Linked DNA regions of Homo sapiens: region 1 is linked to region 2. The links are chromatin contacts, found by Hi-C or POLR2A ChIA-PET in ENCODE. All regions are on one chromosome and are shown on one strand. Each heading gives the region's core, a stretch centred on a gene start or an enhancer-like site at or near the end of the contact. The rest is flanking DNA. Distances are from core to core; before and after follow the strand shown. Region 1 overlaps ADAM10 (ADAM metallopeptidase domain 10). Region 2 overlaps LIPC (lipase C, hepatic type).

Region 1 (2,878 bases), core at 39-2,538, 82 kb before region 2:
GTGCTGGACTGCACCTGTAGTCCCAGCTACTCGAGAAGCTAAGGTCGGGGAGGATGACTTGAGTCCAAGGTTGCAGTGAGCCAGGATCACGCCACTACACTCCAGCCTGGGGGACAGAGTGAGACTCTGTCTCAAAAAAAAAAGTTATAACTGTACACATGGTATAGTCCAAATTTTAAATTAAAATGTGATACAGCTAGATATAAGTCAGATAGGAAATAGATCAAAATTTTAATAGTTATAGTGCATGGTAGATTATGATTGAATTTTTATTTATGCATTTTTGTTTTCTTAATTTTCTTTCTTATAGTTAGACAAATTTTTCTGTTTTCTTGTCACAAAGATTATAGTTTCTTAGTGAAACGCTTCTCTTGATTTGAACTCTGAATACTTGTGCGAGTCCAGTCAAGATGGCCTTTATGTTCTGTTTTGTGTTTTGCTTATTCATGTGCTTGTTTTATTCGTTATCTGAGGATGGCAAATAGCTGGCATGCTTGCTTACAACCTGTTTCCCCTTCTATTCCTGTTAATGGTGATCTATTGTAATATCTCCTGGCCTAGTAAAATAATAATTGACTAGCAATATCTGTAATGGATTTATGCAGCAGCAAGTCAGACTAAGCAGTTATGTCAAGATTTGCTATCATTTAAAAATAGAAGGTAAGTGCCTTGAAGGCTAGGGATAATACTTTTCTCATCTTTATATTTTTATATTTTAGTGCCTCCTTTTATAGCACTGGACATTCATTAATATTTACTGAATTGAAAAGTGGCAAGATATTCTGTGATGACATCAAGAGTTATACAGAATTGGGATTTTTTTCTTTCCTTTCTAAAACTCTAATGCTGAGAATAATTCTAGTGCTACACCTTTTTCAGAAACTGAGTTGAATTTTATAGGTTGAAAACATAAAGCAAGATAATATTGGTGAATAGTATAGAGTTGCTAAATGCTGCATCTAGATTCAGAAGAAAGGCAAGAGGTATCAGGAAGAATAAAGGTGATAGTAGAGGACACATTTTTTAATTTAACAGTTGCCTCAGAAGAGGGAATAGAAAATGAAAGTAACTTAGTTGGGCTCTAGGAAAAAACAGAACGTCCTTGGGCAGTCTTTTTCTTTCTTGAGAGTGGGGTTGTTGGGTATTTAAAACAAGATTTTAATTAAATAGCACAATTACTCTAGTGTCCAGTGTTTTTTGCCCCTTCTGATGTGTTCTGAATTGTTTGAGGGGCATTGTGAGGGTTGTTTTAGTGCATATCCCCAGGATGGTAGGGGCTGCTGGGATCTGGTAGTAGTGTTCTGTTGCTTGGTCTCATAAGCATTACTTTGAGAAAATTCAGGGAGCTATGCTGTATGTATCTGACTCTTCAATAAAATTTATCAAAACCGAACACCACTTATGTGCATTTATATGTTACGTGTACACAGAACTCTGTTTATTTGGCAAAGCAGTATTTTGGTTTTATCTCTAGGCTTTTACCATTTTTCATTTAAAAATATATCATTGTGTTTCTGTTCCTAGTCAGCATTTTTACTTACCTTTCCTATATATTGGCTATTAAGTTAGCTGTCTTAGATTCCTGTTCTGTGTGTATTTAGCCCCATGTCAGTCTCTTGATTCTTTTGTCTTTCCCCACCTCTGTCTTCTCTGAACTATTCATAACATGTAATTTAACATATGTGTTAGAGACTATTTAGTAGTTTTAAAGTAGTTTATTTTACTGTTACTAGTTTTAAAAGTATGTGAGCTTATTTTTAATAGACTTTTATGACAGTCTGTCCTCAATTCTAGTCCCTGCTTACAAAGCTATAAATTGTTATGGCTAGACCTCCACTGATTTTCCTCCTTTTCTAAGACAGTGACCCCTAAAAGAGCAAATTCTTTTCCTACTCAAGGTGTAAAACAATTGTAAGATCCTTTTTAAAGGAGAGTCCACAAGCTTCCATTGTTTTCCTGATGAGAACATTACGTTTAATCAGTTGACCTGAAAACCTTATTTTACTTCCTGTTTATGTAACTTTATATTCTTTTTGACAGCATGATTCTGGAACAGAGTGCACACCAGGAGAATCTAAGAATTTGGGTCAAAAAGAAAATGGCAATTACATCATGTATGCAAGAGCAACATCTGGGGACAAACTTAACAACAATAAATTCTCACTCTGTAGTATTAGAAATATAAGCCAAGTTCTTGAGAAGAAGAGAAACAACTGTTTTGTTGGTATGTATATTTTCCTAACGTTTTGTTATGAACATTTTCAAACATTCAGACAACTTGAAAGAATTCTATAGTGATTACTGACATACCCACCACCTGCATTTTACTATTGCTAACACTTTGCTGTATTCCCTTTATCTCGTTATTTCTTAATCTTGCCATCTCTCAATTCATGTTTTATTGCAATTTAAAGTAAGTTGCAGCCATCAGTATACTTCACACCTAAACATTTTAGTCTGCAAATCATTAACTAGAGTTCAATATTGTTTATAGTTCTTTTTCTGTTTTCTGCATAAGTGAAATGCACAAATTTTAAGTGCATCATTTGATGAGTTTTGACAGATGCATTTACCTTTGTAAACTACCTATCAAGATACAGGACATTTCTGTCACCCCGGAACTTTCTTTTATCACCCTTCCCAATCAGGCTCTGTCCCAACACACCCTCAGAGGCAACCACTATCTGATTTATTTCACTCTACATTGGCTTTGTCTTCATATAAGTGAAAGTATACAGTTTATACCCTTCTGTGGAAGGCTGTTTAACTCAGTATACAGCTTTGAGATTCATCTTTAGTATTATACTCCTTTTTATTGCTGAGTACTATTACGTTGTATGAATATGTCCTAGTTTGTACATCTACTCTCCTATCATGA
Region 2 (3,075 bases), core at 576-3,075:
CACAGTTTCAGAAACACCGCAACAGCAGAGCTGAAGCACCTCCAGGAAAGAAGCCAAGGGGACTTCTGAGCCCTTTGGACAGGGGACTGCATCCTGCCCTTCTGAAGGCTCCCCAGCTCCACACTCACCTTTGAAGGGGGACTGGGCTCGCGTTACGAGGAAGAGCCTCTTGCTCTTGCTCCGCGGCTCCTGGCGGACGTGGTAGCCCAGCGTGTTGCAGCGGCCCTTCTTGCAGCTCAGGCACAGGCCCTGGCTGAAGCTGTTCATGTCACCACACGGGTAGGCCATGCTCTGCGTGCCGGCGTGCAGCAAGGAGTCGATGAAAAGGTGCACCGATCGCTCGTGGGAGCATTTTATGGTCTGGGTGATGGCTGGAACACAGGGCAAGAAGGACGTTATCACCCCTTAACCCAAAGCAGCCTCAACTCAGAGGATCACCTTGGTTCTCATCCCACAGGAGGTTAGCAGTAGCACACAGAACAGGCAAGGGTGGGCTTGTCAAGGCAGACCCCTTGACAAGAGCAGGATGTGACAACTGACTGAAACTAAGGGAAGTAGACCCTCTGAGTCATGTAGTGTCAGGCAAAATCCCGGGCACTGCCGGGATCCTGAGAGCACTCCTTTATGACAGCGTGTTACAGTAGGCATTTTAATAGGCACCCAAGTCACTAAGGAAAGATCAAATTCATTAAGAGAGCAGGTTAGTGTAATTTATTATAGAAATATTTCTATCTCAAATGAGATAATTTAAAATGCCCAGGTGCTGATGCCTGGAGGGTGGGTTTTCTGGAACAGGCTTGCGTGGGACTCCTCTTCTCTTAATATAACTAGATACACGAGACAATCCCGTGGCACTCTGATGGTCTGGAGAACGCTGAGGCCTCTCGACAATGTCTACCTTGTGTCCCAAAGCAGCCATTGCATCCCTTAGGTAACAGGCCTGTGAAACCAGCACAAGAATTGGATTTGGAAGGACATTGCCCAGTAACCAGATCTGGACAGGCCTCACCCCCAAAACAAGCTTATGAGGTTGATCTACTAAGGATTTGACCTTTTTTTTTTTTTTTTAACTCTCCAAATTTTAACCTAATCTGTGGTAAATAATTCTCAAGGGATGTTGAGGAACCACCACAAGATATGTGAAACACTTGCTGTAAAGGGACAGCACAGGTGACTTTGCCAAAAGCTATTTCCCCAGTTGTCTGGAGGCTAAATGCCAAGATTAGTCACTGCAGTCCTTGGACGCTAGCGGCTGCATTCCTTGGGCACCTACTAGGAGGCTGTGTATGCTGCGTGCCCTCCGCTCCTCCACTGCCTGCATCTTCACTGCAGCTCCTTGAGGCCGCTGTTTTCGACGAGAAAACTGAGCTTCCAAGACATCCACTAACTCACCCAAGCTCATCCACCCAGGAGGTAGTGAAGGTGAATCTGCAGTTATCCAGTGAGCCCCTGTGCAGCTGTGGCTGGGAGAACTACCCCAGGAACCCTTTCAAACACAGGGGTGAAGACGACTGAGAAAAACCAGCCCAAGCTTGGGCAAGCTGAATACCTACATTTGGTTCCGTCACTTTGAAGTTTAGCACAAAAGAGCAAATGGTAATGATTGGTCAGAAATGTGTTTACCAGGAAAATAAAGCCCATACACCATCCTGATGGTCTGTACTGAGCTTTGTTGGGTGGGGTGAAGTTTGGGATGAGGGCTGGATGGTCAGCTGGGAACTGCTGGTGGCTGGAGGGGAGGTGTTGGAGTGGGGGAGGTGGGAGGGATGTAAGCAATGATAAGGGCAAGTTCCCAGAAGGCTCTCTCAGGCCTGGGCGGTGGAAGGCTGGGAGTCCAGCCAAAATGAGATGATGCGGAGTGTGAAGGTCACTCTGATATTGGAGAGGCGAGGATGGTGTCATCACAAGAGAGTGTGTTCTCAGCTGAGTGTTGGATGATCAGGGTGAGGTGGCTTGTAGGGGTGGAGGGCTCTACTTGGCTTGGAGTGATTGGCATGTCTTAATCAGGGTGATATTTTATAATAGCAAGAAATTTGGAATGCCCGTGGAATGTGCTGCTTCTGCTGACATTTTTGTTCTTTAATCCTGTGCATATTATCAATGTGCATGTTAATATTTCGGTTTTAGGACTTGAGAGAGAAGTGGGATCACAACCCAGATAACAGCACATTCCGTGTCTGCCCTGAGGTAAAGGGCATAACAAGGACATATTTGAAGCTGAATTTCCCATTGGGACAGTCTGAGTAATTTCCTCAATTAAACTGATGGGGTGGGATGAAGAGTGAGACCTTCATCGAGAAGCCACAACCTATTAAGTGGATCCTCATGTGGTTCAGAATAGAGGCGGTCCCTGGAACGAGGAAACTTCCAGAGAAGGAAGAATAACCACAGGCATCCGGACTCAACTCTCAGAAGAGCTGGTACCCCGGGAGAGGGTTTGCCTGGGCACATGGGGCTGGAGTGAGAAGTGGAGGTTCCTGTTGGTGCCCTCTGTTCATCCTCAGGGCGTGGCGTTGGCCTGTTGCCAGGAGTGGCCTGCTGGGGGACAGGCACCCTTGCCCACTCCAGCATTCCTTCTCTCTGGGTGGGCTTGGTGACCATACACCCTGGGCCCCTATCCTTGCTGAACTCTTCCCTGAGTCCCGTATGTTGGTAGATTCCGCTGAATTCCAGAGGCCCCATTGAAATGTAGGCCGGTGCTCCCGGCCCATGACTTCATTCTCACCATTGAAGCCGTGCTGGGCAATATGTCTGTAGAGCTCTAGGAAGTGGCAGCCAGGCTGGAAGGAGCCCCCGTTGGGATAGAAGTCATAGTGTCCTATGGGCTGTTTGATGCCCACGCTCAGGCCCATGTGCTCCCGGGTAAAGGTATGAATGGCATCCACAAAATTGGCATCATCTGGAGAAAGACGATTGCTGGGGGCACTTCCCTCAAACAAAGGTCCCGCGGCATCCAGCCCTAATGGGAAAGCAGGGGTAAGGGTTACGCAGGAGCAAGGAGAGGGGAAGAGAGATGTGCTTTTTAGCTTTTGGATATTATTATACATCAGTGAACTAGCAGGAAGAAGAAACACG

Evidence for each region. A loop is a pair of places that touch in the nucleus more often than their neighbours do. ChIA-PET counts read pairs that join two places held with the same protein, here RNA polymerase II (POLR2A). Pooled maps may share reads with other maps.
Region 1: a pooled map shows a loop between it and region 2 (3-fold over the local background). The contact joins two enhancer-like sites. A Hi-C loop is called at or near these places in 3 of 168 maps with a recorded cell type or tissue (CD4-positive, alpha-beta memory T cell, chondrocyte and natural killer cell) and 3 of 50 pooled maps. POLR2A ChIA-PET finds 5 or more read pairs at or near these places in 2 of 52 experiments (naive thymus-derived CD4-positive, alpha-beta T cell and naive thymus-derived CD8-positive, alpha-beta T cell).

What each region holds. Positions count from the first base shown.
Region 1 is chr15:58,627,046-58,629,923 of GRCh38, reverse strand. It overlaps ADAM10 (ADAM metallopeptidase domain 10), which reads left to right. Exons shown (of 16, transcript NM_001110.4): 10 at 2,041-2,224. Among named protein-coding and RNA genes, the nearest start is that of ADAM10, 120 kb to the left of the region's middle. Within about 2 kb of position 1,288, at least 5 of the 41 ENCODE cell types and tissues checked have a DNase peak (open chromatin) inside an H3K27ac peak, as active enhancers do; they include natural killer cell, where a contact is called at or near this core.
Region 2 is chr15:58,545,626-58,548,700 of GRCh38, reverse strand. LIPC (lipase C, hepatic type) reads right to left here. Exons shown (of 9, transcript NM_000236.3): 5 at 2,726-2,959; 6 at 129-371. Among named protein-coding and RNA genes, the nearest start is that of LIPC-AS1, 48 kb to the right of the region's middle. RefSeq lists an enhancer at 1-191. Within about 2 kb of position 1,825, at least 15 of the 41 ENCODE cell types and tissues checked have a DNase peak (open chromatin) inside an H3K27ac peak, as active enhancers do; they include natural killer cell, where a contact is called at or near this core.